2 separate regions of the Homo sapiens genome follow, and region 1 is linked to region 2. A link is a loop called in an ENCODE intact Hi-C map of the cell type or tissue named here. Cell type or tissue: heart left ventricle. All regions are shown on one strand. Links, peaks and the distances in the headings refer to the core of each region. The heading gives the core; the rest is flanking DNA. Region 1 holds the start of LOC107984419 (a long non-coding RNA gene). Region 2 overlaps ARL14EP (ARF like GTPase 14 effector protein).

What was found. Hi-C counts contacts between places; a loop is a spot of excess contacts. Peaks named below come from ENCODE experiments on the same cell type or tissue, not always from the same donor. Only the 100,000 strongest peaks of a DNase experiment are listed, where the experiment ranks them.
Region 1: a loop joins it to region 2, with 7 times the contacts of the local background. A loop is called at or near these places in 79 of 110 quality-filtered maps.

The regions. Positions count from the first base shown.
Region 1 is chr11:30,852,153-30,869,052 of GRCh38, reverse strand. DCDC1 (doublecortin domain containing 1) reads left to right here. Exons shown (of 39, transcript NM_001387274.1): 39 at 3,721-5,450. LOC107984419 (a long non-coding RNA gene) reads left to right here and starts at 9,855. Exons shown (of 5, transcript XR_001748485.1): 1 at 9,855-10,113; 2 at 11,039-11,146; 3 at 11,691-11,832. In heart left ventricle, for the core only: no CTCF peak of the experiment used is centred there; no DNase peak of the experiment used is centred there.
Region 2 is chr11:30,336,638-30,353,537 of GRCh38, reverse strand. It overlaps ARL14EP (ARF like GTPase 14 effector protein), which reads right to left. Exons shown (of 4, transcript NM_152316.3): 4 at 15,315-16,900. The coding sequence ends at 16,743. Among named protein-coding and RNA genes, the nearest start is that of ARL14EP, 22 kb to the right of the region's middle. RefSeq lists a silencer at 10,521-10,570. In heart left ventricle, for the core only: a CTCF peak has its summit at 7,244 (motif pointing left); no DNase peak of the experiment used is centred there.

The DNA.
Region 1 (16,900 bases), core at 3,228-11,227, 520 kb before region 2:
ACCCCCTTTCACAAGCGTGATGATTTGTGGCTGAGAAGGGAGAGGCTGCTCTCTGAACCACATGCTCCCTGGTGCAGGCAGGCTAAGGAAAGATGAATGGCATTATAAGACAGACATCTGAATGTTTCGTATTAAATTAGTCCCACAGAGCACCCAGAATTCTCATTCCATAAATCACAAAGTAAAGTAAACTCACTCCCAGGTTAGATTGCTGTGACTTTGGCCTGGGGTGTTATAGATAATCTGAGAACAGTTAAACATTTGTCTGAAATAGTAATAATTTTGAGCATATTTACTCAGCAGCATAGAGGTGACCCAGACTGATCTCTGCTGCCAGAAACAGCATGTAAATGGGAGTCAGCCAATTTAGAAGATTTCCAAACAAGAGTCACTGCTTCTCACATCCTCTGTCTACTCTGAAACTGCCATGAGCTCTTTCAGGAGCTCCTGGGTGCTGCAGGCCCAGATGAGCAAACTTCACCCTCTCTATAGAGCAGGTATGGGCTGGGCGTGGTGGCTCATGCCTGTAATCCTAGCACTTTGGGAGGCCGAGGTGGGTGGATCACCTGAGGTCAGGAGTTCAAGACCAGCCTGGCCAACATGGTGAAACCCCATCTCTACTAAAAATACAAAAATTAACCACGTGTGGTGGTGGGCACTTGTAATCCCAGCTACTTGAGAGGCTGAGGCAGGAGAATCTCTGGAACCCGGGAGGCGGAGGCTGCAGTGAGCCGAGATCACACCACTACACTCCAGCCTGGGCAACAGAGTAAGACTCCATATCAAAAAAAAAAAAAAAAAAAAAAAAAAGCAGGTATGAAAGAGCATGGATGCACCCCTCCCCCTCTACTAAATTGCAGTTATAGCACCATTTTGAAATCCACCTTCACCTTGTCTTGGTGTAAGAATCAGAGTTAGGAAGCATCTTGATTCCACTAAAGCCACATTTCTCTTCAATGACAAAGGCTTATTCTGAGACTATTTTACATATCTTTGGATCTATTCTGGTTCTTCCATTCTTGAGCTGACATTGTGGGTATTCAGGACACTAATTAGAATGGAAGGAATATTGGGCTGGGACTCATGAGATCATCCAACTTGATGCTGACTGGCCGAGGGACCATATAAGCTGCTACATCCTCTTCTAGAAAATGAAAAGAGCAGATTCCTCTAAAGTTGCACCCAGCTTTAAAAGTCTGATTCTAATTCAGTGATATGATTAGGAAGATATGATTTTATTTTTTCCTCTCTCTCTCTTCCAGCTGATTCCTGGAAGTTCATCTGCTTAGTAGGTCCTTTCTACAGGTGCTCACCAGGATCTGCATATGGGGTCACCTTCACCTTCAGAAGCCCAATTTAAATCTCACCAGAGCAACAGAGGGAGGTCATAGCATGACTTTGTGGTAGCCAAGGTCTGGAGGTCACTCCTTCCAGGGAAAGATTCCTGGACTTGGAGACAAAGGCCTGACTTGAGTCTTACCTTCCTGCAGTCTTGGGAAAGTTTCTTGGCATAAGACTCAAATGAGATCATCAACACAGGAAGAGAAGGGCACTAACATTTTTAGAGTGTCTACCTGTACCGGGCACCATAATGGACTTTTACATAAATGTTGTCTGTCTCATTCAGTATTCACAACCACCCTACGAAGTAGATATTTCTTCTACTACTTTTACATTTTACAGACGGGAAAGCTGGGCTTTCAAGAAGTGAAATATCTTTGCTAAAGGCACCAGCCAATAAGTGGCAGAACTGGGATTTATACCCAAATCTGCCTAACCTCAAAGCCTGCTTTTTCCATTTAGGTTCCCTAGAAACCCCTTGTAAGTTTTCAGTGCAATAGAAATGTTAGATGTGGTCTTGGTAATTCTGAAAATGAGTTCACTAGATGCCTTGAAGTGATCATTTTTATGGTTTAGTTGCCGCTTATTTGGATGACTTTCCTGATGACAACTGAGTTAGGCAAGGTAAGCTACATTTGGATGCCCAACCCAAGGTGTGAGAACAGAAATCTATTTCTCACATTTCTGGAGGCTGGGAAGTCCAAGATCACAATCAAGGCACTGGTGTATGGTGAGGGTCTTCTTACTGCTTCCCCACAGGGCAGAAAGTGGAAGGGCAAGAGAAAGCAAACCCACTCCCACATGCCCTTTTTATAGCAGCATTAATCCATTTATGAGGGTAAATCCCTCATGACCCAAATACCTCTCAAAATGCCCCACTTCCCAACGTTGTTGCATTGGGGAGTCAGTTTACAGAACATGACTTTTGGAAGTCATATTCAGACCACAGTAGGTGCCATAATTAAGTACCACAAGAGGGGTAGCTTAAACAACAAAAGTGTGTTGTCTCACAGTTCTGAAGGCTGGAAGTCCAAGATCAAGGTGTTGGCAGCACTGATTCCTTCTGAGGGCTATGAGGAAGAATCTGTGCCATTCCTCTCCTTAGTTTCTGATGATTTGCTGGTGCTGTGGACTGAAAATTTGTGTCCCTCCAAAATTCATATGTTGAAACCCAATCCTCAATGTAATAGTAGTAAGAGCTGGGACCCTTAGGGGCTAATTAAGTCATGAGGGCAGTAGCCTCATGAATGGAATTAGTGCCCTTATAAAATAAGCCCAAGAGAGCTGCCATGCCTCTTCCACTATGTGGGGACACAGCAAGAAGGCACCATTGGAACCAGGCACCATATGAAACAGGAAGCAAGCCCTCACTAGACACCAAATCTGCCGACACCTTGATCATAGACTTCCCAGCCTCCAGAACAGTGAGAAATAAATTTGTATTTTTTCTAAGCTACCCAGTCTATGTTATTTCATGATAGAAACCTGAATAGACTAAGAAAAGCTGGCAATCTTTTGACATTTCTTGGGTTGTAGAAGCATCACCTCAATCCCTGCCTTCATATTTATGTGACATTCTTCCTGTGTCCTTGGGTCCAAATTTTCCCATTGTTGTAAGGACATCAGTGATACTGGATTAGGGGCCCACCCTAGTCTAGTGTGACTTCATCTTACCTAATTACATCTGCAATGATCTTATTTCCAAATAAGATCACATCCTGAGGTGCTGGGGGTTAGGATTTTGACATGTGAATTTTGGGGGAATGCAATTCAACCCATAATAATCAGTAACAAAAATCCCCAAACCTCACCCACACAAGCCTTCTTCATAGCACAAGTGCCCTACCATTAAAGATTGCAACATTCTTTCTTGATGACATGCCTCTCTCTTTTATGTCTTTCTTGTTCCTTACTAACACTGATGTCTGATATTAATGGAAAAACCATTAAAAAAAAAACTATTATCCTATGAGGTAAATTGAATGCACTCAACTGTAAAAGGAAGACTTATCGATCAATTTTAGTTAAACCTTGCTTGTCTGACACTTTGCTGCTAAGGAATGTGTTTTTATTGCCTGGCCAGATAGTTCAGATTTCCGGTCAGTCTTAGTAAAGACCCCTTTTATAACATTGATAAAATTTTATCACAGAGCTATGAAAACAAAATTAGATTTCATAACTCACATCAGGCCTTGAAGGGGATGCCTCTATAAATTTTACAAACCCTATCAAGTTTAATGCACCTATTCTGATAATTTTTTCAATAGCAAATTCTACTGAACTTCATATATACTATGTGTGTATATAAATGTGTGTATGTGTGTGCGTGTGTTCATGTATATACATATATATAGATTTGTTTCTCTCTCTACCTTACAGGAAAGAAAACTTTCTTTACCCACTTATAAACAGAAGACTGTGACAAGAAGGCCAATTATTTCCATCGCTGAAGACTCTAAATTTGGCAAATCTTCTAAATAACAATCCTGCATAGTTTATTAAAAAAAATTAGTCGTAAAATTTATCCTTCAAAAATCTGCATTTTAAATAAACCCTGACAGTGATTTCTCAAGACTGTAAAGATATTAGTCTGAGAATGCAACTCTAACAGACTGCTCTGGGCATCTTTTCTCTTTGCCTTGGCCAGGCCTCTCAGAATTGAGTGAGCGTGTGACTCCATTTGCACAGTGGGACAGATGAGTACAACTGAAATAAAAAGTGGAGGCCTCTGCAAAAAATAAAAAATAAAAAATAAATTTATCCTTCAAAATAACTCAGTTTTTTCAATGGGCCTATTTTGAAGAATGAACATTGAAAAATGAGACAATATATCCATAAATTCATAGTATGACATACCATAATCGAGAGCATTGTTAGCCATAGACATTTTGTATGCCAGTGAAATCTGTATACATTCTCTAAATTTTTCCAGTTTATCGTGTGGCTTATTGGAAAAAAAAAAGCATATACACTGACTGCATGTTTTGTCTCCCCAACTAAATGATAAGTGCCTAGAGGGCAGGAACACCCTTGGTTTTATTTACTTGGGACAGAGCTCTACCCACAAGGGCTCACTGATAAAACTCATCAGTCCCACCCCACAGCAACATGATGGGGACATGAGGTTCAGTTCTTCTACTCTTGGCCTGAGCCGCAAACCAAAATTACAACAGTACAATGGGAATAGAGGATCTGCTTTATAGAATTTCCTTTCAGTCAGCTGCTCAGAAACTACAATCCTCAGAGTGAAATTAAATGGAGTTATACTGGGATAGTCCTCTCTGCTTTTCAGAGGAAAGAAACACTTCTCGAAATTGTGCAAATGAAAGAAATGTCATGGTATAAACTAGACATCTTATATCCTTAAAATATATCTTTGATGATTATACATATTGGTTTCAAATCCCAAGTTTGAAGAAACATCCAAAAGTTATGTGAAATTACTTATAGATGAATTGACAACATTTGAGACTTCGACAGGCAATCATGAAGCAGTTCTCAAGTTGATTTGGTTTATATAGCTCTTTAAGAATCTTTTGGAAAGCCATAATCTCACAAAATACAGATATGCAATTTTTTTTTTTTGAGATGGAGTCTCACTCTGTTGCCCAGTCTGGAGTTCAGTGGCGCGATCTCAGCTCACTACAAGCTCCCCTTCCCAGGTTCAAGCAATTCTCCTGTCTCAGCCTCCTGAGTAGCTGGGACTACAGGCGCCTGCCACCACACCCAGCTAACTTTTGTATTTTTAGTAGAGATGGGGTTTCACCTTGTTGGTCAAGCTGGTCTCAAACTCCTGACCTCAGGTGATCCACTCGCCTCTGCCTCCCAAAGTGCTGGGATTACAGGCGTAAGCCACCACACCCAGCCCAAAAAATGTTTGTGCACAGAACTGTGGATGTTTGTCACAGAACTTTCCAAATAAAGAAGTTCTGATAAAAGAGAAGATATTTCTCATTTCCATAATCTTTAAGGTGTGGGGGATACGTAATCTGGACTTCTCAAATGGATGATTTCTAAATACGCGTCAGATGAAGTGATTCTAACTTTCTCTGTAGTAATATCTTATTTTGTTTTATTCAAAAACAATAAACCATGTAGATTTATTAGCATGTGTGGGTGTGATTTTTGCATCTAGGAATCTTAAGTGGGAAAAGAGAAGGAAATATCAACTTCCTCAAACTGCGTTGTTAATTTTGGTCATTCCTTGGAGAAAACCCTTATTACCTGGAAGGAAAAAAGCTAATTAAGTTGACATGTCTCACAATCACAAAGCCATTTTGCTGGCTCCTGTTACAGGCAGAAGGAATACATACTGCTTTCCTTTTGTCTGTCAGGAGAATAATAGGGAACACTGACAGGCCTGGCAGTTGGGGATTGAAACTCAGCAGAGGAGTGGCCTGTAAACGCACAGAGCCTACCTGGAAATCCCTGCTGTTTGGCCATGGAAAAATGGGGCACCTTGGGTTGGAACCCCCAGCTATTTCCACTGCTACACTTTTAGTGCATTTATCTCTTATCTAAGATGGTGATGTTGCCAAGCGTTCAGATGACTTTCCAATGATTTTATTCCCAAGTCATGTTACAACTGTACTTCTGTTAATTTAGTCACTGTTTACTGTAGTTTTAGTTATAAATCCTGCAAAAAGTGTCTTCTGACTCCTTTTAAGGTATTTAGAAACCTCCTTAAAGCTATTAAATTTTGATATGTAAAAACATATTGGATTATGAATTAATGTCAATGTCATTGGCTAAATTATCAGATTATTAAGAGCACTAGACTAGGAGCCTGAAGATGCCCTTCAAGACCGCTATCCACTGTTTTGTTTCCAGAGCCCAGCATGGTGCCTGGGACACAGTAGGTGCTCGTTAAACCTTTGTTGAGTATCAAATGTAGAGTTGAGTTTCAACTGTAGCTTGATTCTCACCACCCATGGGACATATCTATTTTCTTATCTGTGGAATGAGAATAGTAATATTTCCCTTCAGCCCCAAAAAGTTATTTTTATCATCAGATAAAATGAAGCATGGAAAAGTACTTTTTCTGTGTTTTTAATGAAAGTAGTAGTCTTCAAAATTAGGCATATGTACTGTAGAGGAAGAAAAATAACTTTCTCTCAACCCTTCTGAGTTCTTAGCTGGGACAGACCACTAACAAAAGACAGACTAACAAGAGAAACACAAACAGAAGTTTATTAATGTGTATATCCCATTTATATATGGGAGGTGCCCAGGAAATGAGGAATTCTCAAAGAGGTGGTCTAAGTTTCAGGCTTAAATCCCATCTTTAACTAAAACAAAGAAAGAAGGGTGTGGGGAAGACCAGTTAAAAGGAAATGGCCAGTGTTCTCAGGAGGGGAAGTCTTGCCCAGTAGGTAAGAGCACTGGTGTGAAAGCTAATGAAGGTTAGCTAGGAAACTACCATCTATGGATCAGACATTATGCTAGTACTTTAGATGCATTGACCTGTTTAATCCACACAACTGTTATTAGCTCCACTTTGCATATCTGGAAACTGAGGCCCTGATGTTAAGTAAATTTGCCTCAACTCATGGCTAAGAAAGGGGTTAGAGAAGTATGAGACTAACAGCGTGGACACTAAACCCCTACACTAACCATGGCCCATTTGTTTATTCCAGAAGTGTTTATTGAGCACCTACCATATGCTACGTACTTACTGTATCAAGTTCATTTTGACATTAGCAGATAATATGTCAAGAGAAAGGAAAGTTCATAGAAGAGAAAACAAAAGGAGAAGGTGAATGCAAAGTGCACCCTACTTGTTCCTTTGATTGAACTCAGGAGAAACAACACTTTTTTTTTTTTTTTTTTTTGCTACCACTCTCTGAGCTTCTGGAATCTCTCCGTCTGCTCTCTGTTTGAACTTCAGCAAATATAAAACTTATATTTTCTCTGCTCCTGGAGCTTTCAGAATCCCAAAACATTTGGTTTAGATTAAATCCGTTGACTGAGGCATTATAATTCGGCTTCAACACAGATGATTCCATCAAGCATCGCCTTATCTAACCGAACTGCTTATTACAGTAACAGAGTACACTAGTCAGGGGGCAAGGGCAGGGCCAGGGGGAGAAGGTCATTCAGGTTTAGCAGCCACATGTACACAGCAGGGTGGTGTCCTTTTAGAATCGAGAGGAATGGATTCATAAAATCCAATCGGGAGCATGTGTGTGCATTTATACGAGCCTTTTTTTTTGACTGAATCTAAATTATAGAGATTTTAATAGCTCCAGTAATTAGACAAGTATGCAGTCAACCCCATTATGTTCCTGTGTAATATCACACTCCCTAGGGCCTACCTTTTCTGCTTGCTGGGCTCCCTGCATGGGCCCCCTTCCCCCTTATTTTCTACCATAGGGAAGCGGTTTTCTTTTCAAAGAGCTTACTGTTCACATTGTTTTTATCCCCTCAATCCGGAGGTTGGATTTGCTTTCTCAGGGGTTTCACCATTGCATTGGCTAGTTATGTAAGAAAAGGACAGAGCAGGCTCTTGCAGTTCATTTGCATCCCCACAGTGCCTGGTGCACGCGCTGGGAGCATGGTGGATGTGTTAACTTGAGAAGAGACTTCGCACAATGCCCGGTGCGGTGTAGATATTTCAAAATTGTTTACAACTCAAAACACTTGATGATCAGATTATTGACCTTAAAGGGAGCAGAAGCACATTATTCACTATCTTAAATTAGGAAATCTTTTGTAGAAAACTGCCTTTCTAGCTTCCTGATTGCCTCTCATTAGTTTTTCTCTCTATTTTTTTGTAACTTTCTATTATCCATAGTAATATTTCACTTTGTCAGCAGAGATAATCACCCTGCAGGTGCTGAGGGCTATATCTTGAGATATGTTGGCCATTTTGAATTTTTTTATATTGCTGTTTCTTCTAGAACTAAAAAAAAAAAAACAACTTTGGATGATTTAAAATTAAGGGCAGGATGTGCTGTATTAGTAAAATTATGCAGTTCATCCAATTAAGAGATTGACTTTTCCCATCTGCATGTCCCATACATATTTTCTTAGGGGCTGTCAGAAAGCAGCTTTGGTGCCATTTACTTTTTGTGATTTTTTCATGAAGATATTCTCAAGAATAATTGTAAAAAGATGTGTGGAGTTTAGTTTCTTGAGGTCAGCTTTTCCTATGCAGTCCTTCCCCACCAAAAGGAAAATAATAATCTATAATAAATTAACTATATTTCCTTCACAAGGATCTGAATGTTGTCCCCTAGAAAGCAATTCTAGAAGTCTATGAAGCTGGCCTCCACACTATCTAGAAACAAAAACAATCCCCAAAATAACATAAAATCAAATGTTTAAATCATCCTTGGAATTGAGTTAGTTGTCATTGGCAAACTGATACTCTCTTTTCTCTAGGAAGTGGTGACGGCAACAGTGGTGGGGCAATGGTACTGAGGCTTGGAAGTCAGTGATGTTTCCTAAGACTGTTGTCTAAAAATCTTTTCTACCAAGGGAGTAAAGGGATAACGAGCTGGGATATTTTTGAAGGATACTCACAATTTGCAACACAAATAAAATCTAGTTTAAAAATATGTGTGTTTTTTCAGCTCTAATGACTGAAAATGTTAAACTAAATATTTTGCTTAAACAAGTAAAGATGAAGGGGTTAGATGAGCAAATTAGAATGCAGAAGCTGCCTCTGCTGCCAGTTTTCCCTAGAAGAGAATGGCTAATTCATATGCGATGTATTCTTGTCTCTCCTTGGGAGAAAGAAAGTCTGCCCTGGGAGGAGCCCGGCTGTTCAGCATTTTGCTGCTGGTCAGGATTGATTCCAGATGTGGGAGGTAAATGCTAGAAAGAGTTTGGAAAATGGAGTGGAAATGAAAAATCCCTCAGGCCATTTGAGTGCTGATGACAGATGAGGTAGATATTTTCAGGTAACTAATGAACTTGCTGGGAGCTTGGAGAGTGCTTAGCCCAATAGATATTTAACAGGCAGGAAAGACCCAGCTGAAATACATGGCTGCTCCCATGCACTGTGCACCCAAAACAGGGGGAAACGGGGAGTCCCAAGGGTAACACATAAATATCGAAAGCTAAGACACAGCCAGCTACTCTGTAAATAAGCTGAATTTGCCTTTTCCTGAAGCTAATTCACAATTTATGCGTGGGTTTTTTTTTTTAATTTCTCATTATTTGATTTATCATGACTATTTCATCGTTCGAAGAAATATTTTTAAAAATGTTCCCCACGTGTAAGTCAGTCAGGCAGAAGAAGAGACAGAACAGCACAGTAGTTATAAGCAGAGTTTCTGGAGTGACTCAGACATGGGTTCAAATATTGGCTCTGCCACTTTCTACCTCAATTTTGAGCAAGTCACTCTCAGCCTCAGTTTCTTTATTTATAAAATGAGTAAAATCTTAATATTTATTTTGGATGAGTTGTGAGAATTAAGTGAGATGTTCTATGTAAAGCACTTAGCTCAACAGTCAATTAATGCTCAATAAATATAAAGCTAACATCATAATTTTTGTTATTTCAGGAATGGAGTTTGGGCCAGGAGGTGATACACCATCTCAGCATGAAAACAATTTAGTCTTTTTAGTAGTAGAGATTTTATGATTTATGAGCCATTCATATCATTAACAAGTGCTGCTATTTTCAACTTTAATATTGGTATTTCAGAGTTCTTGGTTGCAAGCAACAGAAATCTATCATTTACAACAAAAGCAACGAGGAGATTACATGAAGCGAAAGAGGGGGCTCACAGAATTGAAGGGATGCCGGAGAACAAGAAGCTGAAGGTAGGAAGCAGAGCAGGAGACACAGAAATCTATGGTACCTGGGGAAGACAGGCAGGTAGGTGAATAACTTCCTGTTATTTAACTTGGTTCCAGACCAGCCCAACATTCAAGGTCTCAGGAGAGAAGATCGTGCCTGACTGACCAGGCTCCATTCACATGCTCAAATCCTGGCTGAGAGGACAGGGAGAGGAAAGATATGTAGAAGATGAGCCCCCAGCATTAATCTCTCACCTCAGTTACAGACACAAGGAGAAACTGGGATACTATAAAGCAGGAAAACGTATGCTGGTAGCCAAAACTCATAAACATCCATCATTACTGATCCAATATTCTATAATGCTTTCCACAGATTTTTGCTTTCTTCTAAGCACATGCTCTTGGGTATAATGATCATGTTGCTCAAGTCACACTCCCAAGTTCTAAGAGCTGAAAAAGACTTAAAGGCAACTACCAGTTTCTCTTGCTTGACTTAGAAAGGGAAAGCAGTGCCTAGACTCCATCTCCAACCGGGTAACAATGGTCTGAGGAGAAAGACTATCTACACACACACACTGAAAGGGCCAGAAAGGTAAAGCCAGCATTGCCACATACAGTGGTGCAGATTGAGAAGGCAAGAGGGGACTGAAATTCAGTGTTCATTCCTCTCATAATGCCTCTGCCCAGAGGAAGAAACTTCTTTTTATAATTTTCACAAGGACACCCCCACATTGTCAAGCCCTGAACACATGATGTTACATCAGCTCAGAAGGGGTGCCATTTTTGAAGTTGGACAAAGTTACTTTATGGGCTAGTGGTGGCCCTTGCTAAATCCCACACTCCCCAGAAGGGAGGGAGAAAACAAATGAAACAGGGATGGCTGCCTCCCTCCTTTTCTTCCTTTTGGCATTTTTTATTGTCTTTTTCTTCTTCTTTCTCCTTGAATCAGAAAATCTCAACATTGAAGGAGCCTTGGACAACCACCTAATCCTATATTCATTGAATAGTTGAACTGTATCCACCCGGCGTAATACCCATGGCAACTGGTCTTCCACATGTAAGCATCTCCATGGACAGGAAATTTGCCACCTTACCACATAGCCCTTCTCCCTTCTGATAGTTCTGAGGAAAATTCTTTCTTACATCGACCTGAGATATAGGTACCTGTAATTTCTATTCTCTCTGATTAGTTCTTTATCTGTGGCTGCAATGAGCAAGCCTGACCCTTCTTACAAATGAGAGGCCTGTCAATAGTTGAAGTCCAATGTGATGCTTCTCCAAGGCTGTAACTTTCACACTCAGTCCTTGGGCAACATGATTTCATGATACATCTGGTGAAAACTTCTTTAATTTCTCTCTCATTCATATTATATAGCCTTCTTACAATGTGTCATCCAGAACTAAATGTAGCAGCCAAACATCTCCAAATGAAGCTTACTAGAATAATAAATATTAATAATTATAAAAATCATAATAAAAATAGCTGCCTCAACTAAATTAAAAACTTGCTATATGCCAGGCATTGTGATAAACACTTTACTTACGATATTTAATCATCATAACAACCCTTTCAGAGATTCTGTCATTTTTTCCTTTTATAGATGATGAAATAGCCTCTGAGAGGTTAAGTCACTCACCCAAAATTTCCACTGCCAGGAAGTGGTAGTGATGGGATTCAAACCTGGGTGGCCCTGAGACCAGAGCTTCCGCTCTACCCACTTCACTATACTTCTCTTACTACAGGTAAAAACCACATCAACTCTGTTCTTTTTTGCCATTTCTCCTGAGTGCTCACCAAGATTTTACCAACCTTTAGCAAATTATCTGATATCATTCAGTGCCAAGATTCTCATTCTGGTAGTCATTTGCATGAAACATTTTTCGATAGAGATTATACTGCCGGGTTCCATATACTGAGATATACATATACTGAGAGGAAGGGTATATCAAAAGTAGGTTGTGGAAGAGTAGGAAGCATTGCACCTAAACTTCCATGATTAACTCCATGTGTTTTACTCAAAGCATCAGGTTGCTCTTTAGACTTCTTGGTTGCTTTGGAAATTTTGATGGTGCTTTTTGGAGAGTGGCTTGGGAAGCCAAAAAAGAGTTGAGGGCAATTACTGCTTTAACCAAAACAATAGAACAGCAGGAAGTTCAGTGCAGTCCCCTAGCTTCTCCCCTTCTTTACTCATTTAATACTGGAGAAGTCTGTGAATTATGGTATACACTGAATTTCCAACTTCGTGGACATTGGCCCTTTTCATTATCTTAAGCTCTTTTCATTGCTCCGTTTCTGGGCCTTATGGGAAATGATTCAAGCACTCCATGGAAGATGATCAATTCTCAAGCTAACCCCAGGCAAGTATGAAGAATTCTCCCAAAATCACATGATAGCAAGCTGATAAGATTTCTCTCATCTTCAGTCAGTGAGAAGACCAAACTGCTTCAACAAGTTTGCTTCCTCAGGGATGGGTGTGGTGGCTCACTCCTGTAATCCCAGCACTTTGGGAGGCCCAGGCAAAAACATCACTTGAGCCCAGGAGTTCGAGACCAGCTTGGGCAACAGAGTGAAACCCCATCTCAAAAAGAAAAGAAAAAGAAAAAAAAAACAGTTTACTTCCATAGCTGCTACAGCTCTCCTAACAGTCCTAGAACTCTGGAAAGTCAGTAATCACCATAACTGAGTTCACTCTGCCCTTTAGTAACAGCATAATTAATTCTGTTAGGATTACGTCAATGAAAACATGTGTAAAACGGTGTCATAATACTAACTGTAAAATTCAGTGGCAAAATCCAGAGTGTTCTGAAGTAGCAGATCTCTGCTTCTTTAGGGCAAGAGTTCTCTTTAGTTTTGCCCATTCTTTTATCTCGGTCCCTAGCTTAGTGCTCAGCACATGGTAAACAGTCAATAACTACTTTTTGAACATCAGCTTTAACCTAACATAGAGGTGCCTTAAAAATGCCTAATCCTTCAAGAGGTTGTGAAACATCATGTATCTTTAAAATTGTCAGCTACTTTGAATTGTGAAGTCTTGTTTTTCTATTTGCTCCACACCTTAACCCCCTTAGATAAAATAGGCTACTTTTATTTTTCACCAGTTTGTCTTTCCACTACTGTCAATGGTAACTCAAACCTAAACCCTTTGATGGAGATATTTTCTTGTTTTAAATCGCCGCAGATGAAATGTTTAAAAGGAATTCCAAATTTTGGTCTCTTTCAAACTGACTCTGTGCTGAATATGTAACGTTACCTTTTAAATTTAGAGATTTTACTGGCTAAGATTTGTCACTTGGACCTCAAATTTTAGGAAGAAAATGCTAGATTATAATTCAAAAGATCAGTTTTACATTTTGTATGTAATATAGCCCACTAGGTGGCATATGAACACATGGAAAACTCGGTCTATGTATTAAAGATGAATCCAGTCTACTGTTTTAAAAATAGGTTTTAAATCCCGTTGAACTATGTGGTTGTAATAGTATTGAAACTCTTAGCATTTGTGAACTGGAAAATTTGGTGGTGACAGAACTGTGTTTCTGTATTAGATAAGAGATGTTCTAATAGAATCCTGCTGCTCCTTTTGATGGAATACCGTTCTGAAATTGCATCCAAGGATGAAAAAGTTGGTACCGTGGCACCCTGTCAAGTAGCTCCTGTTGCTGTGAGGTGTGATTAAAAGACACATAAGCCAGCAGAAAATGTGACACAAAGGGCATCTATATAAAAAATTAACAGACTACGTGATATCATTTAGGCCAGATTTAGAATCACAATAAAGACCTTGTTTTAGTCTGTTTTGTGCTACTATCACAGAATACCACAGACTGGGTAATTTATAATGAACAGAAATTTATTGGCTCACAGTTCTGGAAGCTGAAAAGTTGAGTATCAAGGTGATGGCACCTAACAAGTGTCTTCTGGCCGCATCATCACATGGCAGAAGGCGAGAGGGTGAGAGACGGAGCAAGAGGAGGCTAAAGGCACCCTTCCTAACAGTACCAATCCCACCATGGAGGTGGAGCCCTCATGGCCCTCAGCCCCCAGTACTGTTATGATAACAATTAAAATGTCAACATGAGTTTTGAAGGAGACAAACATTCAAACCATGGCAGCCCTCTTCCAGCATTCAGCATTTCTGGGCTAAGGAAATGGAAGCAGTTTGGATGAGGAAAGGAAGGCTTCCAGAAGAATCCCTCCTCCAGTGGGAGCAGAGCTGTGCCTGTTAAATGACATAGGTTTCTCCTTGACCAAACTCTACTCAGGCTCTTCTGAACTCTTTTTTTCAACTAGTCCTCTACTTTTGGACTTCTGTGTTCATCTTGGCATTGTCTAGCTCTAGCAAGAACACTGCTGGCCGAGCACGGTGGCTCACGCCTGTAATCCCAGCACTTTGGGACGCCGAGGAGGGCGGATCACAAGGTCAGGAGATCGAGACCATCCTGGCTAACACGGTAAAACCCCGTCTCTACTAAAAATACAAAAAAATTAGCCAGGCTCAATGGCGGGCACCTGTAGTCCCAGCTACTCGGGAGGCTGAGGCAGGATAATGGCGTGAACCCGGGAGGCAGAGCTTGCAGTGAGCCAAGGTCACGCCACTGCACTCCAGCCTGGGTGACAGAGCGAGGCTCTGTCTCAAAAAAAAAAAAAAAAGAACACTGCTAAGTCAGTTCAGCTATCCTCCATCTTTGATCACCTTTAATATCTAATCAGGTTCTTCATGCTCCACCATCCCTCAGGTGATGTCACCCTGGCCTGCCTTCAGCAAGAACCCCATTAGGTTGCTTTAGCTGCTATCGCCCTCTTATCCCTAATGTTTCCTCTTACCAGTTTTCACACTGAGCCTCTCTACCCCCCACAACTCTGCTTCTTGACTATAAATTTCCACTTTTCCTTGTTGTACTCAGAGTTGAGGCTACTGGGCTCAGAAAAAAATACCCCAGAGTATGGTGCTTTGACATGCTGGGGACTTTGATCTAAAGAAGCAGCATCAGAAACAAAGTCTCTCTGATCTCCCTCTCCCCTCAGTCCTGTTTCTCTCCTGAAGTGCAAGAAGGGGTTTTCTCTGAGTTTTTCCTCATCTGATTAAGAGAATTCCGTCCAGAAGGGCATGCAATTTTTGTAAACTCTTTCCCTGGAAACTACATTAACCAGAGAAGATTAATTCCTATGCAGGAGAGGAGACTAAAGGCCTCCAGGACCAGGATACACTGCCAGATAGACTTTTCACCTATTCTTCTGAGGGTAGTAACCCTCAGAAGGCTTTATCTGCATAATAAGACAACCTTTGTTTGCAATGCAGTTTCTCCCCTCACCCTCCTGTAGCTTGGCACCACTACCCTCCAGGAGCCTCTTTCTATAGCTCAAACTGCTATTTAAGCTTCAACCATCTGGCCCTTCTTTGAGTATCATATTTTGTATGGCTCCCATGCACATGTGCACATAATACATTTGTATTCCTTTTCTCCTGTTAATCTGTTTACTGTCAGTTTATTTCATAGACTCAAATTACCAAACCTTCAGAGGGAAAAAGGAAAAAGCTCCTTTCACCCCTACAGGTACAGTCACCTCTCTCCTGCACTGCAAAACCCCATCTCAGTTGTCCTACTCCTATTGCAATGGTCCTGAATAAAGTCAGTCTCACTGCCCTTTAACAAGCATCATGAATAATTTTTTCTTTAACACAACCTCTCAGCTGTGGCCCTTGTTCTGTTTAGATAACTAGCAATTTGGCCAAGAGTACATTTGAAGACCTCCTGCCATCTTTCGAACTTAATAAAAATAGCTTTAATAGCTACATGCTTTATGAAATAATATTTACCATCTTTGTTTAAAAATGTTCCGTTCTTTCAACATTTTACTCTAAGATCCTAGATCTTTAGAAAGTTTTTCTTGACTTTCTAGGCCTGGGTAAGTTACCCCCTGCGATGTGCTCCTATAACATCCTATGTTTCTGCTGTTATTGCCTCAATTACACAGGACCGTAACTACCTGTTTAAGACCTGTCTCCCCCTCTAGACTGAAAGCTCATTGAGGGTAGAGAACCTGGCTGCCCTGCTCACCACTATTTCCTCAGGGGGATGCATAGCAGTTCCTAGCACTAAAAAGGTATTTGCTGATTAAACAAAAATGACTTCCGAAGAAAGTGCATATATTGACCTCTAAATTAAAAGTCTTAAAATGTTTGCAAGGGATTCTCCATAACATAAAATTCAAAGTTATTCCCTTCCTTATATTCTCAGATTCCAGCCTCTATTTTTATGATGGTTCTGGCCTTCTGCTTTAAGTCACCACCAGAGCAAATAGCATCCAAAAACCGCCACCCAGAAATAACTTTGGGCTGTGCAAGCCAAATCAGAAGTATTCAATTAAATTAACATTTATTGACCACCAGTAAACATGAGAACCAAACTGTACAGAAAATATTTGGTATTTTATCCTCACCAGGGATGTTCCCCAGTGCATTATAATGTATCAAAATGTCTTATCATTTTTCTTTAATTAGATACCCTTGGATGGATGTACAAGAAACAGTGTACATTATGCAACAAAGTTTTTCTTAATTTTTGTCAAAGACAACCTTGCAAACAGGACTGGAGCTTCTAGCAGCTTCTGGCAAGGAAATTTTATAAATGAGAATTTGTAGCAGAGGTCACGAGTTTAGTCTCTGACATTGTATCAACTGGATTGGCATCCCAGCTCTACCACTTCCTGTCTTGAGACCTTGAGTACTTTATTTAACCTCTTATGAAGCTATAATTTTAAAAGGGTAAAAATAGCATTTATCTTATGGGGTTATTGGGAAGATTAAAT
Region 2 (16,900 bases), core at 3,012-11,011:
AACTTTGATTGATGAGCAAGGGGTGAGAGCATAAGTATATGAGTCAGGTCCCTTTGTTCAAAATGGATAGAAATCCAACTTGAAATAGTTTAGGCAAAAGAAGAAGGAAATTTCTAAAAGGGCATCACACTTAACCTAGAGTAGAACAAGGTGGGAGATGGTCCTCAGGGAAAATTGGAAAAGGAACTCAAATCGAACCATAACTTCACTTTTCTCATGGCAGAGCTTCCTCTTCTGTTATGTAGACTGTCTTCTTCCCTGTGCTGGGAACCTGGCTTATGTGTGCTCCCACCATTCAAATCCTGTTGTTTCTACCAACCAGGAGGAGCTGATTCTCTCTATTGTTTAAGTTTTGAACATTCCAGGGAAGGATGCTGATTGGTTTGGCTGAAGTCAGATACCCACTTCTGGACCAACTGGAACCAAGGAGGCAGAATCTTCGTGGGGACACATAGGAACTGCCTTTCCCAGAGGAGTAGGAACGCCTTGAAGCAGATGCCAAATGTTGTCCTCTGCAATAAGGCCCTGACTAGGTCACTGGCTGCCACATACAGTTGTTTAGGTTGTGCAGTGTGCTGCATGCAGCAGCCCCACCTGGCTGGGGAGAAAGCTAAAATGCAAGGTGCCTGCACAAAAACAGTTCATTTCTAAAAAGAAATGTACTCCAAAATGTGGCAGAAAAAGAAGTTTTGCAAAATGTTAGTCTAAATGAGAGAAGATGGAAGAAGTTTCCACTGGAGGAAAAGATAAGCCTGTGCCAGAAAAGCCTTTGTCAGCCCTTTGCTCAGAGCCCATGAGTGCCAGGCAGTGGACTGGGATGGGTGACAGCTCCATTCTCAGAGGCGTGCCCTCCCCACATTTTATATTGATGAGATGAAATGGGAAATTAAACTCTGACACCAATATGAATAGGGGAAAGAAAGGAAAAGCTACAAAGCGACAGTTCTTTCTTCAGACTTCAGAGAAATGATTGCCCTGCCTAATGTTGGCGGCATGTTCCAAATTGTTTGGGTTGTTAATGTGGAGGAACTCCAGTCATCTTTGTCCCCTTCTGCCAGGATGAGTAGGTGGCATTGAACCCACCCGTCCCTCCTGCTGATGCTGCCGGGCTAATTTTCCTCCAGCCCACATGTGCTAATCCTGACTTTGTCCTGCTCGAAAGCCAAATGTCCTCTCTCCACTGCCTGCCAACTCCTCAAACAGGCGCCCACGGCCCTTCACTCTATGGCCCCAATCTGCCTTTCCAGGTTCCTCTCCTGCTTTCTCTCTAAGTCCATAAATACAGACTTTTGTTGTCCCCTGATATGCCAAACCAAGTCTCACCTTTGAGCCTGTGCTTGGGCTATTTTTTTTTTTTTTCTGCCTGTAATGGGCTGCTTTTTGAAAACTTCCCTATTCATCCTTTACAAAGCATTTCCTGGTTCCCCCCAAGTAAATGCGACTTCTTTTTTTCATCCCCAGAACTCATGTCTTGTACTCCTTTATAGCACTCACCACATTCTGTCTTAAGTCATGGTTGCACTTGTTATATTTCATTCTCCCAGATGAAAAGATCCTTGAAATGAGATTTTTTTTTAAATGGTGATGATAAACACATATATTTCTTACTCTGCCAGCCCTGCTACATATTTTAAGTTATTTAATCCTCATGACAACCTTTTTCCAAATGAAAAACAGAAGCACAGAGAGGTTTAGTAACTTGCCAAAGGTCATACAGCTAACCTAAGATTGAATCCTGGGTAGTGTGCCTCCCTGAGTCCATGCTATTGACCACAATTATACCTCTTTTTGTGGAGGCAGAGGAGTATTTACTGGGAAGCCAATGAAGCTTTTTTCAAGGCAGCAATTTATAATTTTGTATACTTGTTGTAAAAGAAGCATTCAAACTTATATTAACTTCAGATCCTAAAAGAACCCAGGATGGATGTACTTGCTCGTGTTTGAATCCTCTGCAACCTCACTTGGTAATAACGATTGCCATGATGATGATGACAATCATTCCAACCCTTGTATAGAGCATTTGCAAGGCACCTCAGCTATCTCCCTGGATCCTCAGAACAACCTGAAAGTTAGGCACGATCCTTGTCACTTTTACAGATGATGTACTAACCTCAAAGAGACAGTGATTTTGCCTAAAGTCACCTAGCTAGTAAGTGATGGAGCCGGGACTGAAACTCAGAGCCTCTGATCCCATATGTCATGCTTCCTCCACTCAAACATTTACTGGCCTGTGGGTTCTGAGAGCCCTTTACAGTGCTTAGTAGATGGTGCTCCTCCCCGCCCCAGCCCCATGCAGACCCATTTGCAGAGCACTCCATCACATCCAACAATTATCTAAATTGAAGTTGTCCATCCTGCCTTTTAAGTTCTTTTCCAGCTAATGAACCTTTTCAACCAACACAGGGCGCTTGATGTTAATCACATGGAGAAATGCAAGCTCAATCTGTTCACCTTCGAATAGATAGCGCCTAAAAGGTATAGAAATTCCATTTAACTTCTCAAGTCCTAATCTTAAGAATTTCTTAGGGGAAACTTCTTCAACTGCCTGTTTTCAAGAGACTTTCAAAACCCTCAAGCAATTGCTAAAGTGATACTAGAAATGCATTTGCCTTTATCTAGAGACTTGGTGAGTACTAGCCTGTAATTTATCATTCTGTATAACAGAAAGCCTGGAGAATCATATTATAAAGAAGTCTTCAGCTTTCATAGCTGATATGTAAACATATTCCTAAGGCAGAAAAGGACTGGATTATTAGTGATGCCTAAACACTGACCCTGGGGAAAGCGCTCCACATCCAGTTATTTTTAAGGACATATTATCTTTGTGTCATGCAGGAAAGTGCCTGCACCAGCAAGGCCTTGTCTTCCTTCCCAGACTCACATAATCAGTGGTAAAGAGGTTACTGGAGATAGTGATTGAGAACTCAAGCTTTGGAGTTAAGCCAGCCTAGGCATGACCTGCATATTCCTGCATAAATATGGGTATGTGCATATATGCATAAACCTGGTTGTGGCTTATTTATATTACTTAACTTCATTCATTGATTCAACAAATATTTACTGAGCACCTGCTACATGCCAGCCAGTTTCGTAGGTACTGAAGACAAAGGAGTAAACAAAACAAAACTACCTCGGGGTGCTTCCATTTGTCTGCAAAATATAGCAGTAATTTGTCGCACCTCGCCCATAAGGCTGTTTAAGGATTACACCTGAGCCTGGTACCTGGCACATACTTATTAGTATAAAAACAAAATAATGTTTTACCCCATTCTAGATTTAAAATACTTCATGGTTCATTTGTTTATATTTTGAGCCATTTCAAACCCTGTTTTTCAGAAAATTATTGTGGAGTTTCCTTTGATGGGGCCTGGCAGATACGATAAATAGTAGCTGGCTCTTTGGGCTATGTAAGCAGGAGCTGTGGTAGGAGGCAGGGCAGCAGGCCGCATGAGTGCATTTGGTAAACTGAGTCATGGCCAGAATGTGTTCAGGCGGCCTTGGCATAGATCATCACAGAGGCTCTTCATTTTCAGTTTTATTCTGAAGGGATTGTGCTGAGATTACTTTCCCTCTAGAGTTTCTATTTGTCAGGAATACTATTAAAGAGTTTCAAATGAAGCATTTAACAGAAATTCCTGATGCTGTGGTTCCAGTTCATTTTCTTTCCTCTTGCCCACCAGGTCTCAGTGGTGGAGGGTTGAGTTGGACAACCTAACCCACTTCTGCCCAGGTCTTCTGGGTACTTGGCTATTCCTTGGGCTTCTCTGTGACGCATCAGAACCCAAGGCTGTGTGTGGGCCCATCCTTCCTTGGTACACAGATACAGAGACCCTTTGTCTCTGATAGACAAGTGGACTATCCTTTCCTCCCACTTCTGGAGTATCATGCTTTCCTGCTTTACTTCCTTTGTCTTTTCATCCTTTGGAATTCATTTCCCAGTAGCACCTGCCTTAGCACCTATCATTGTCACCTGGTGGGGCCTGAGCTACGGATACTGCACTTCCTTAGACCCCAAGGTGAGGCCCTCCTTCTGTGGCACACTTCCAACCCACCGTACAGGAAATAAAAAACAGCAAAACATTTCCTTTTACATTTCTTTGCCCCCACATTTTGCGATGGGAGGTGAAATAAGAAGCAAGGTCAAATTTTATGAAATTGCCAATGTCAATTATTTCTGACCTAAAGGAAGAAAGCAAAGGAGGATGGAAGCAAGGAAGCAAAAAAGGGGGAAGGAATGGGGGAAAAATCTTGTGGAAGCGAGGGCTAGAATTAGGTAACGACTCATATATTCTGCTCTTTAATGATAATTACAGTTTATTGAATGCTTCCTCTGCATGAAGCACTGGCTAAACAAAGTTTTACATATATCACCTCACTTAATCATCACATCAACTGCGTGAAGCTCCTCTGAACCCCTAAATTATTCCCATTTTAAGGATGCAGTAACTGAGGGTAAGAGTTAAGATATTCATCCAAGGTCCTGCAACATTTAACCACAAAAGTCATGGCTTATCTGCTATATGAGAAGAAAAAGATACAAATCATTAGCACCAACAACTTCCACTACCTTTTAATAGTGTTATATATATTTTCATGATTATAAGAGTAATCATGTTCAGTATAGGAAATTTGAAAATTACAGAACATTTGATGGAGAAAATGAAAAATCATATGAAGTCAAATATAACTTGTATTATTATTTTAGAGTCTCTCTCACTTTGGGTGTTTTCCTGCTTTTAACAAATTTGGAATTGTTCTTTTTATTTTATACTCTGCCTTAAAAATAATTAGCATTGTTATGAATGTTGCCCCATTACTTTAAAAATTCGCCAAAAACTTATTTGGTTATATTATATTGATACATAATATAATATATAAAACATATATAATGATATCCCATTAGCTATCCAATTGTTTTTCTCATGTTAAAAAATTAAGCAGTTACCAAATTCTGGTGTTACAAATGTGATGAACATCATTGTACAAAATCACTACTTTTGACACCAATGGCAGGTGTGTTTGTCATTTAAAGGTGATTTCTTTTCCACAAGAAGTGTCATCACTTACATTTTCTGGTTGTTCGGTCACAATGATCTGCATGGTGTGACCAGGTTGATGGAACTGATACACTGCATTTGTTGGGAACTGACCCAGCCAGACCTGGGGTGTGAGTGTCCAGACCAAAGCCAACTCCAGCCAGGTGAGAGGACTTGCAGCTATTTCCTCCCCTTGGTGCTGTCCTGGGCTCAGCCTGGTGAGGATTTCCCACAGGAGGCAGGGATGAGCAGACTAGAGACAGCTGTGTTGTTCTGAGAGCTCACTGCTGGCTGCCACACAGGGCAGCATCTGCTTTAATACCTAAGGTTGTCACCTGGTGGGGCCTGAGCTATGGATACTGCACTTCCTGAGACCCCAAGGTGTGGCCCTCTTTCTGTGGCACACTTCCAACCCATTGAACAGGAAATAAAACACAGCAAAACACTTTATTTCTTCTTCCCTTCTTTCATTCCCAAACCTTATTCTTACTTGGTTAAACTCACCTTCCTTAATCAGAAAGAAAGGAGGTGGCTCACACCTGTAATCCCAGCACTTTGGGAGGCCGAGGCCTGCAGATCACCTGAGGTCAGGAGTTTGAGTCCAGCCTGACCAACGTGGTGAAACCCCGTCTCTACTAAAGTAATCCCAGCTACTTGAGAGGCTGAGGCAGGAGAATCGCTTGAACCTGGGAGGTGGAGGCTGCAGTGAGCCGAGATCGCGCCATTGCACTCCAGCCTGTGCAACAAGAGCGAAATTCCGTCTTAAAAAAAAAAAAAAAAAAAAGGAGGGGCATACCTTCTTTTATTGTGGCAAGAAGGGGAGAAAGTAGAAACACACAAATTAGACTGCACTGCCAGTTTCACCTCCTGCTTTGTGCTTTTTTTTCTTTAAAGTATGACTTTTTCTCCATATTTTAAAATATTTTACTCAACAAAATTTATTGAATGTGTATTATGTACAAAGCACTGTTTAATGCAATAGGAATGGAAATGACTGAGGCTCTACTGAAAGAAAAATTTTACATAACTTTGCTTAGATTGGCTGCTTATTCAAAAATTTAGAATATTGAATATATTAATTTTCCTAGCTACTAGAAATGTCAAGCCCTTTACTAATAAATTCTAAGTTTTTTGAAGTCTCTAGCCATTTTTAGTTTAGTTTTCCCCCTGTGCCAAGGAGTTTTCTGTTTAACATTGTTAAATTTAGCAAATAAAAGCACAGGACACACAATTAATATTGGATTTCAGGTGAACAAATACCTTTAAATATATTTCATGAAATATCCATAGGTGTGTTCCAAGTATTACTAAAACATTATTTGTTCCTTATCTAAAATTCAAATTTAACTGGATGTCCTGTATTTTATCTGGCAACTCTATTTCTATTGAATAAGAAATTTTCCATTTATTGAGTCTTTGCCTTCGGCTTTTTTTTTTTTTTTTTTTTTGAGTCAGAGTCTTGCTCTGTCACCCAGGCTGGAGTGCAGTGGCACGATCTCTGCTCACTGCAACCTCTGCCTCCCGGGTTCAAGTGATTCTTGTGTCTAAGCCTCCCGAGTAGCTAGGATTACAGGCACCCACCACCACACCTGGCTAATTTTTGTATTTTTAGTAGAGACGTGGTTTTGCCATGTTGGCCAGGCTGGTCTCAAATTCCTTCAGGTGATCCACCCTCCTTGGCCTCCCAAAGTGCTGGGATTACAGGCGTGAGCCACCACTCCTGGCCTGCATTGGGCTCTTAACCTGACACATTTAATGTTTATACATCTCTATAATGTAGGTATTGCTATCCACATTTTATATGCAAGGGAATGGAGGCCTCTAGAAAACAAATAACTTGTCTGAAGTCCCAAAGCCAGCAAGTAGTGGAGACAGCATTCAGACTCAGGTTCACCTGACACCTAGGTCCATGCTCTTTCCTCTGGATTATAAGTACTTATAATTGAAGTATGGACTAGTTTTGGAATATTCCACTTTAACTGTATTTTAGTAGAATATTTGATTTCAAATTGAAAGAACAATCTATATAAGAAGGAGGGTAAGAAGGAGGAAATTTTGCTCTTCTTCCCATAATATTTAGAAGAAACGTTTTATCCCAAAAGCACTTGAACAAATGGCACTCCTCCAACTCTACCTTAAGATACTCATTTTCTAAATGTATAGTTTTTGTTCAAAGTGGTTGAGCGCTTCACTGGAAGTTTGTAGTAAAATATCGCCCTCTTCTGGACAGATGGGTATCATTCAATGGAGATGGATACAAAAGACTTTTTTTTTTTTTTTTTTTTTTTTAATTTTTTCCTTCCAACTTTTATTTTTGGTTCGCATGATACATGTGCAGGTTTGTTACATGGGTAAATCGTATGTTGTTGGGGTTTGGTGTACAAATCTTTGTCACCCAGGTAGTCTATAATAGTACCTGATAGTTTTTTGATCCTCATCCTCCTCCCACCTTCCAACCTCAAGTAGGTTCTGGTGTCTATTGTTCCCCTCTTTGTGTCCACGTGTCCTCAATGTTTAGCTCCCACTTATAAGTGGGAACATGTGGTATTTGCTTTTCTGTTCCTGTGTTAATTCACTTAGGATAATGGCCACCAGCTGTATCTATGTTGCTGCAAAGGGCATGATACTGTTGTTTTTATGGCTGCATAGTATTCCATCGTGTGTATGTCCCAGTACACTTCTTTTTGTTGTTTTTATGGCTGCATAGTATTCCATCATGTATATGTCCCAATACACTTCTTCATCCAGTACACTGTTGATGGGCATCTAGATTTATTCCATGTCTTTGCTAATGTGAATAGCGCTGCAATGAGCATACACATGCATGTGTCGTGTCTTTATGGTAGAACAATGATACAAAGGCTTTTTAAGAGTTAGGACAAAAGTACAATTCGATTATGTATCCAAACACACAATAAATAGCTGTTGTTGTCACTAAGTGTACACCTTCTTCACTGTGACTTCTCAGAACGAAAACAGAAAGACATGTTAGAATTGGCTGAGAAACATATTCCATCCATGTTTATGGAGCTGGCTGAGTGGTGGGCATGGAAGTGGGCAAAATCTTTACTTCCAGGACACACCTTAAGTAACCAAACTGCAATAATACCTAAGTCATCAGAATCACATAGCTTCAATGAATCCTGAACAGAAAGAATTTCACATGTATAAGATGAATGGTCAAAGAAGAATAGAAAAATATCCACCAGCATTGGAACTTTGGCGTCAAACAATCTATTTAGATTCCCTTCTCTTCCACTGATAAACTATGTGACCCTAGGCAAGTTATCTAAATTCTTTAGCTCTCAGTTTCCTCATCTGTGAAATGATAAAAATAGCCACTTATTAGGAAAGGTGGAATAAAGAAATGTGGTAATATCTGCTAGGGTCTGAATGTTTGTTCCCCCAAAATTCATATATTGAAATCCTCACGCCAACAGTGATGGTATTAGGAGGTGGGGTCTTTGGGAGATGATTAGCTTATGGTGACAGAGCCTTCATGAATGGGATTAGTGCCTTTATAAAAGAGGCTCCCGAAAGATCTCCTGCCCCTCCCACTGTGAGAGGTTTATAGCAAAGAGACATTGTTTATGAACCAGGAAGTGCCCTCACTAGACACTGAATTTGGTGGCATCTTGATCTTGGACTTCCCAGCCTCCAGAGCTGTGGGGAACAAATTCCTGTGGATTGTATGCTATCCAGTCTATGACATTTCATTATAGCAGCCTAAAAGGACTAACATATAAAGTATAAAAACAATTTCATTTTCTAAAGTGTCCTACTTTATTTTCACCCAAATTTTGGCTAATAGCCAAGGTTTAGCAAACCAAATTATTTCTCTAAATTTATCCAATTTTAGAACTGTGTATTTTTTCAAGAAAGTCGATATCACCATAAAGATGTTTTGAAGCAGGAACCTCAGAAATAGGTGAACCTATGAACGTCTAACCAAATATACTCTATATTTTTATGTAATTTCAACTGAAAAAAAGTTAAAAAATGTCAATACACTAAAATATCAAAAAAGATGAAAGCATTTAAATATCCCTGTATCACAAATGATTAAGAATATCCAGCTTTATAAAATACACTGTCAAGTATCAGAAAGTCATTATGCATTTGATTTTTTTTTTGGCATCATTATTTCTGGAAATGACATATAGAAAATGTTGAGGTGTGTGCTGAGTTCCCTTTTGTTTGGCAGGAACCAGTTTCACCTTCCCCTCTTTCACACCACAGAACTGAGAGTCCTGTAAGGGTAAAAGGGAAGAAGAACAGGAGCTGTTGATGCTTTAACTTCATTTTGCTAGCAGTGTTATAAACCACAAATTTAAGTCAATGATATGCCTTTAACTGCCTGACAAGTTATTTAATTCAGATACAGCTATTAAAAATTTATATTCATTTGACCTAGGATTGAGTTCTAGCTATGAAACATAGGATGACAGAGAAAATTATCCAAGTATTCTCTGTTTAGCTTATGAACAACAGAAATTTAATTCTTACAGTTCTGGAGGGTGAGAAGTCCAAGTTCCAATTTTCAAACATGCTAAGCACTTTAAAAGCAAGTAACACCAATACAAATACCCTAAATTGGTAACTTAATTACAAGTGCCTTATTGTTATTACAGAATGTCAGACCCTCATGGTAAATTACCATAGGCCATGCTACATTTGTCTAAAGGAGGTTAAGGTCCATGAGAATGGTATGAGAAGATTTTGCAGGGCAGGATTGAAGATGTGGGGGTAAGTCACAGCTGTTTGCTCTCCTTAAAAGATATAAAAGTTCCTGGCCGGGTGCAGTGGCTCACGCCTATAATCCCAGCACTATGGGAGGCTGAGGTGGGCAGATCACAAGGTCAGGAGATCGAGATCATCCTGGTTAACACGGTGAAACCCTGTCTCTACTAAAAATACAAAAATTAGCCGGGCGTGGTGCTGGGCGCCTGTAGTCCCAGCTACTTGGGAGGCTGAGGCAGGAGAATGGTGTGAACCCGGGAGGCGGAGCTTGCAGTGAGCCGAGATCGCACCACTGCACTCCAGCCTGGGCGACAGAGCGAGACTGTCTCAAAAAAAAAAAAAAAAAAAAAAAAAGAAGATAAAAGTTCCCAAGGGCATGAGTTTCAAACAGGCCATTCTACCCTTGATCTTTTATCCTCAAATGAGTAGAGCTAACTTTCCATCTAGTCATTACCTTGTATTCACTTAATGGTCAATCGTGCAAAAAGACAAAATTATTGACTCACATAACTGAAAATTCCAGGTTTGACTTCAGACATAACTGGATCGAGATACCCAAATTCTATCTATCTTGGTCTCTGGCTTCCACTTTCACGTATGTTGTTTACATTCTAAGGCAGATTCTCACTTAGTGCCAAGATTAGCCACCAGTAGGCCTGGTCTTAAACCTGTAAACTTAGCAACCCTCATTGAAAAAAAGCATCACTTCTTCTCTAGTCTCAGTAAGCCTGAAGTTGATTGGCTTTGATTGACCTGGCTAGTCATACATCCACCCTTCTAACATTCATTAAGGCTAGTGAGATGCTACATTCTCAAAGGCCAGGACTTGTGATAAACCCACCCTACAACCACAAAGTAAGGCCAACTGTATCTGAACCACATGGGCTGACTACAAGGGTGGTTTCTCAAAGGCCAACTGCAGAGTGCTAATTCCAGAAGGGGAAGTGATACTGGGCATGCAAAACACTACCAGACTTTAACTGACGTGGAAACAAAAATAAAAACAAAAACCCAAAGCAGATTCAAGAATTTTCCAAGCAGTGACCAAATGGACTTGATAATATGAACAAGAGAAAGGAGTAAAAAATGACTGACTATATATTTTATTGACTCATCTAAGGCCAGATACAGCAAACAATCTAATAGTTTATAATTTATTTGATTTTTAGAGCCAGGACCTGAGAACCAAGTTGAAATAGAAACAAATTAGGTTACTGTATTAGTCAGGGTTTTCCAGAGAAAGGGAACCAACTGGATGTGTCTGCCTGCCTGCCTGTCAATTGATATATTGATCTATCCATCCATCCACCCATACACCCATCCACCCATCCACCCATCCATCCATCCATCCATCCATCCATCCACCCACCCATCAAGAGGTGTAAGGAGCCTCTCAACATGGGTTGTCGGTATGTCACACAGTGTGAGGCTTTGTTTGCCAAGAATTTGTAGTTGAGCACTGACCCTAAAATCTATGTGTAGTTCTTTAAAAGACACAAGGAAAAAAATAAGCATGTTTTTTCAATTACAGCTTTTGGGGATGAGATGGAAACTTTTACTGAAAAAATTAGAAAATGTTTCTTTTTCAACATTTTCTATAGGAAAGTCTATCATCCAATTTAGAGAGGTCAGGAGCTATTTTGGAATAATAAATTTATTTTCATACACCAAACTGTAGGGCCTGTATTTTATGCAGAAATTTTCATTGCATAGTCTCATTCACTAAGTCATAAATGGCTAGATGCTTGCTAGCATTTTTAAAAAACCTCAATATACCACAATTCACTAAGCAATCCTGAATACCTCTCTTAATGCCAAAATTCAATTTGTATTTTATCCAGAATCTTGTAGTCTCCATTTACATGGTACCAGTACTGCTACTATTGGTTACTTTATCTTATGTGACAAAATAACCAATTTAATTTTCAATTACCTTCAAGACCAAATAATAAATTTGGGGTGTCAGAATATAACAAAAAACAATTTAATTTGCATTTTTCAAATTCTTCAGCGTAACTGATTGCTTGTTAACAAAGGGAAACTTAGCCAATTTGTTAAGTTTAGCAATGTTTGCAAACATTAGTTTTAATAAGTCTATTTATTATAAAACGTATCTTAGGCTTCAAAACCTAAGATAGGATAGGTAGATTATGGTAACATTTTTTTTTTTTTTTTTTTTTTTTAAGGTAAGAGTCTTGCTCTGCGTCCAGGATGGAGTGTGGTGGTGCGATCTCGGCTCACCACAACATCCGCCCCTCGGGTTCAAGCTATTCTCATGCCTCAGCCTCCCGAGTAGCTGGGACTACAGGTGTGCCCCACCATGCCCAGCTAATTTTTGCATTTTTAGTAGAGACGGGGGTTTCACTATGTTGGCCAGGCTGGTCTCGAACTCCTGACCTCATGATCTGCCCGCCTCAGCCTCCCAAAGTGCTGGGATTACAGGTGTGGGCCACAATGCCTGGCCAGCAACTCTTTAAAAAATAAAACGTTTGTTTGCTTGTAATGACATGAAATGCAGTTTCTAATCACTGGATGTTTAACCAAGAAATCACTCCCTTGTAGTTTCGAGGAGGAAAAAACACATTTTAGTTGTGGCATTTCACAGAACTGTAATACTTCCAAATTTAAATACCTTTTGTATTTGAAGGTGTTTTATTGCTATCCCAATAATCTGCTTTATCTAGTAAATTTCCTGTATTTTTCTAAAAGTTAAATTATCTTAATAAGATTAGTAAATCCTCACAACTATACCATTAAAAATACACATTGGGACATATACTTTGCAGAGGTCTATTACCTTTCGAACTAAGTATTCAGTTGTGTTTCATGATTTAAAAAAAATAGATAAGAGCATTACTTCCCAAGTACCTCCACTTTATAAAAATAAGTGAAAAGAGACTCAGAATTGCCTGTGTGTATTTCTGTATCCTCACTCACATTCTTGAAAATTAACACCCAATATGGTTGACTGCTGCTGGGCAAGACCTAAGAATGATAGAGAAACCATTTGATTTTGAAAAACATCCACTTCAGCAGGTTATTATATAATTACATGTTCACAGTTAAATTTATAAGTTAAGAGATTAAAGGAAAGTAGTAATAGCTGAGAGCAGTTTTTTTCATGAAGATACCAGATGTCAGCAAAACTAAGGCAGTGTCCTGAATTTTGCACAAGAATGTTAAGCTATAAGCAGGGCAAACATCATGGAGGTAGAAAACCTCTACCAAAATCCAGTCCAGATAAGACATCAGTTTTCTACATTGTGACTCAATGTGTAATCACCTTTTGGAGGTGGAAGGGGTATATGAGGCCAGTGGGATCTGATTTTTCAGGGCAGTCATAGCTCAAGGACTGAGCTGTTCTGGTTTTGTTTTTCTTGAAAACAGCCACCCACAACACTATTTAACAAACCAACCGACACTTTAGCCATACTCAACTGAAAAAGTAAAATGGTTTACAGAATATTTCATACTACCCAGGTACTGCAATACATGTTCAGGAATTCTGAACATCGATATTTGTGAGTACATGAATGCAGATATTTTTCTGGGAAGTTAGTTCATAGCTTTCATCACCTTCTCACAGGGGTCTTTTACTTCCAAAAAGTTAAGACTATAATAGAACTCACTAAAATTATGTTTTTAATAATGAATCACTGTATATATATATATGGATATTTCAAAATTCACTTGCTAAAAATTACTTGCTTGAAATCACGCCAGGGAGGCAGTTTTAGAGTAGACTGTCAGGTTGTATAACAGCCTGTTATATAGAACTAAACATAATACTTTAAAAAGAGAAGAATCCTATATATGATGTTACAAGGTAAATAGCTATTTCCATATTTTAAAAAAAAGGAAAAGATCACGAGATGACATTTTATTCAAATATATACATGCATTTCTACCTTAATATTTGTGACCAACATTGTGTGAGACCAACATTTGTGACCTAACTTCTCTACTAGGATCTACACACAACAGAAATTGTTTATAAAACTTTGCTTTTTAGATTAATTCTAAAATAATTTATAGTCACCTGGAATATTTATGCACAATATAAAGAGGCTCTAGATGATTTCATTATATTCCATATTTCTGTAATTTTATATTACAAAATAGTAAGTGGGCTCATTATTTAATTTTTCCAAAACATAGCTTTATTACAGCTTACTGTAAATCAGATACACCTTTCTCTGTAAACATTTTGTATGCTCATTAAAAGTTTGCTTCCCTAAATGGGCATGATGAACAAATATTAGCAAAATTGCTCAAGAATATTTTCCTTTGAAAAACGTATTAGTCTTTGAAAAATTACAGGTCTGTTCTAAAAAATGCTGCAATATGGCAATTTTAAAGTCATTCATTCCATCAAAAATATTCCTATTTTAAGTAAAAAACCTGATTTTAATTTGTCCCTACGAAAAGCCTAAGCACTGTCATACTTAGAAAAACTAAAAGATGGTAGAAACAATTAAGATCTAATGATCCTAATGTTCAGATAAAACTGGAGTGTTTATGTCCTCAATAATGAAGTATTTCCTTACTTTAGAGAAAGTAATCTAGCATCTGACTTAAGTGAATAAAGCTGAAATATTCTTTTGCCAGTGTTCAGGTAAATCATACAGATCAAGGAACTGACAAGCTAACTGTATGTACTTCTGGTAACAGGTGAGTGAACAGTTAAAATTATTAAAAATATGTAATTCCAAGGCTGAATATGCCATTCCCTCAAAGTAAAACCAGTCATTTTAAAAGCAAAAAAATTAAAAAACAAACAAACCCTCTAATGGTCAATTCAAACTGGCTGCATAAATTGAGTTTTAATGGCTACAAAATCTTTCAAATTGCTAAGAGCACATTTGATTTAACTGAAGGACTGTATTTAGGATGCAAAAAACCCCCCAAAACCCAGATTAGTGGCAATGTCCCATGTGACAAAAAGCTTTTAGACAAAATGACAGCTGTCTTTAAAAAAGTGCAAAGACCAAGGAGGGCAGATCATGAGGTCAGGAGATCAAGACCATCCTGGCTAATATGGTGAAACCCCGTCTCTACTAAAAATACAAAAAAATAAGCTGGGCGTGGTGGCACGCGCCTGCAGTCCCCGCTACTCAGGAGGCTGAAGCAGGAGAATCACTTGAACCCAGGAGATGGAGATTGCAGCGAGCCGAGATTGAGCCACTGCACTCTAGCCTGGGCAACAGAGTAAGACTGTCTCAAAAAAAAATAAAATAAAAGCAAAGAGACGATACCATTCCCCCATCCTCCAAATAGCATCCAAGCAAATTCCAACATCAAGATGCAATCAATTTCCAAAAAATTTATTTATACTCTGTATTAACCAGTGTTTCTCTTTTCCATCCTCACTCCCTAAGGAGTCTTTTTACAATCCTAATCAACCACCCCCAAAATTTTAATACCACAGATATGGTATCTGTTTAAGTACTGTGTGTATATTCATGCTTTATACATCAAGTTTTTGTCCCCCAGAACAATCTTGACAAGGACTGCGTGGCGCTAACAATGAAAAGTTTATAGTATTAAAACTTTTTTATTTGAATAAGTGGGGAGAAGAGAAATATATTTCAGCACTTAGATATATAAATTATTTCCAAAACAGTTTAATACTCAACTAGTCGGTTCTATCAAAATCAGTTTTCCCTGAAGTAAGCACTGTTCCCAGCTACAAGCGATCCTCATTTCACATGGTACTGTGGGACCATAAAAATGGTCCTGCAATCTTAATAATCAATAGGGAAAATGATGATTGTTCCATGACCTTTAAGGTTCTGCTCAAATATTAAAAACTCTTAAGACCAGTTATAAATGTAGAAAAAAATGCAAAAATGTTTAAAAATATTTAGTACACTGTAATTTAAAACATTAGAAATAGAATTAAAGTGTTTTATTTCATTGTAAAAACAAAGTAGTTTGAATAGGGCTTGCCTTTTTTTCTGGCAAGTAACTTACCATACTGAGTAAGCATCTTTTATGTTCACGGCAAACTGCCATACTCCTTCTAAGTTTGGGTCAGCTTCCACCCTTTTATTGCTTGTGCTTTCAATGTTGTGAAATATTTCTATATTCACATTAAATATCTTTTAATGTAAAGTTTTTTTTTTTTAACCATCACTTCCTCTGGGACGTATCTGTCTTTATTGCAACCACTTTGCTTATTTGTGTTGGTAAGTTTGCCTTCACTAAGCTCCTATGAATACACAGCAGCAAGAACAACATTCCCATGGTCAGTGACTTCTTCTACAAATTCATTTATGTTTGATTAAAATTTCACTTCCAGTGTTATCATTTTTCATTGCTTTGCTGCACTTTCATCTTTGTTGACCAGTTCTTTCGAGTGTTCACTTCTATAGAATGTCAAGTAGATGACAGAGAGACAGCATAACTACATGCTCTGCTGTACGTGAACTGAATTAACAGATGCACAGGGACAAACCACTGGAAGAATTTGAAAGAAATAACATGACTGGTCACAATCATGAAGCATATCTGTTATTTACATAGCGATTTGTAGACTGAAGAGCTAGCAGAGAGGTTTGTACTTCATGTAATTACTCAGTTACAATGTGCTAACTAAAATTTTAACCTAGATTTTAACAACAACAGTTTCCTTACCAGTTTTCTTTCCTTCCTGGTAAGGAAACTGGTATTTAAACTAAATCTAGGTCACTGAAATTTGTGCCCATGGGAAACATGCAAATAGAGGACTGCCTACACCCTACTTGTTTATATTGATCCAGACAGGCTTAACGCTGACTACTGAAAAATAGCCTATCTGAATTTATATCAAATAGTGAATCTTAAAGCACCCAAGATGAAAAATTAGGGCACACTGAGATGGTTTTAAAATCTTTGTCATATGATAATCAAGCTTAAAATGTATCTTAGAGTAACAGATTTTTAGAAATAAAGACCTTTAAAGGCTCCATAGTTTGGTACCGCAGATTATCCAGCATGTTTATTATGAATTATTTCTCCTCCTTCAATTTCAATTTGCTCATACAGCCACTTGCGGTCACAGCGGCATTCAGCTCCACACTTGGTAGAACCACAGGCAGGACAAGCATAGAAACATCCTAAGCAGTCTTCATCCAGGCAGTCAC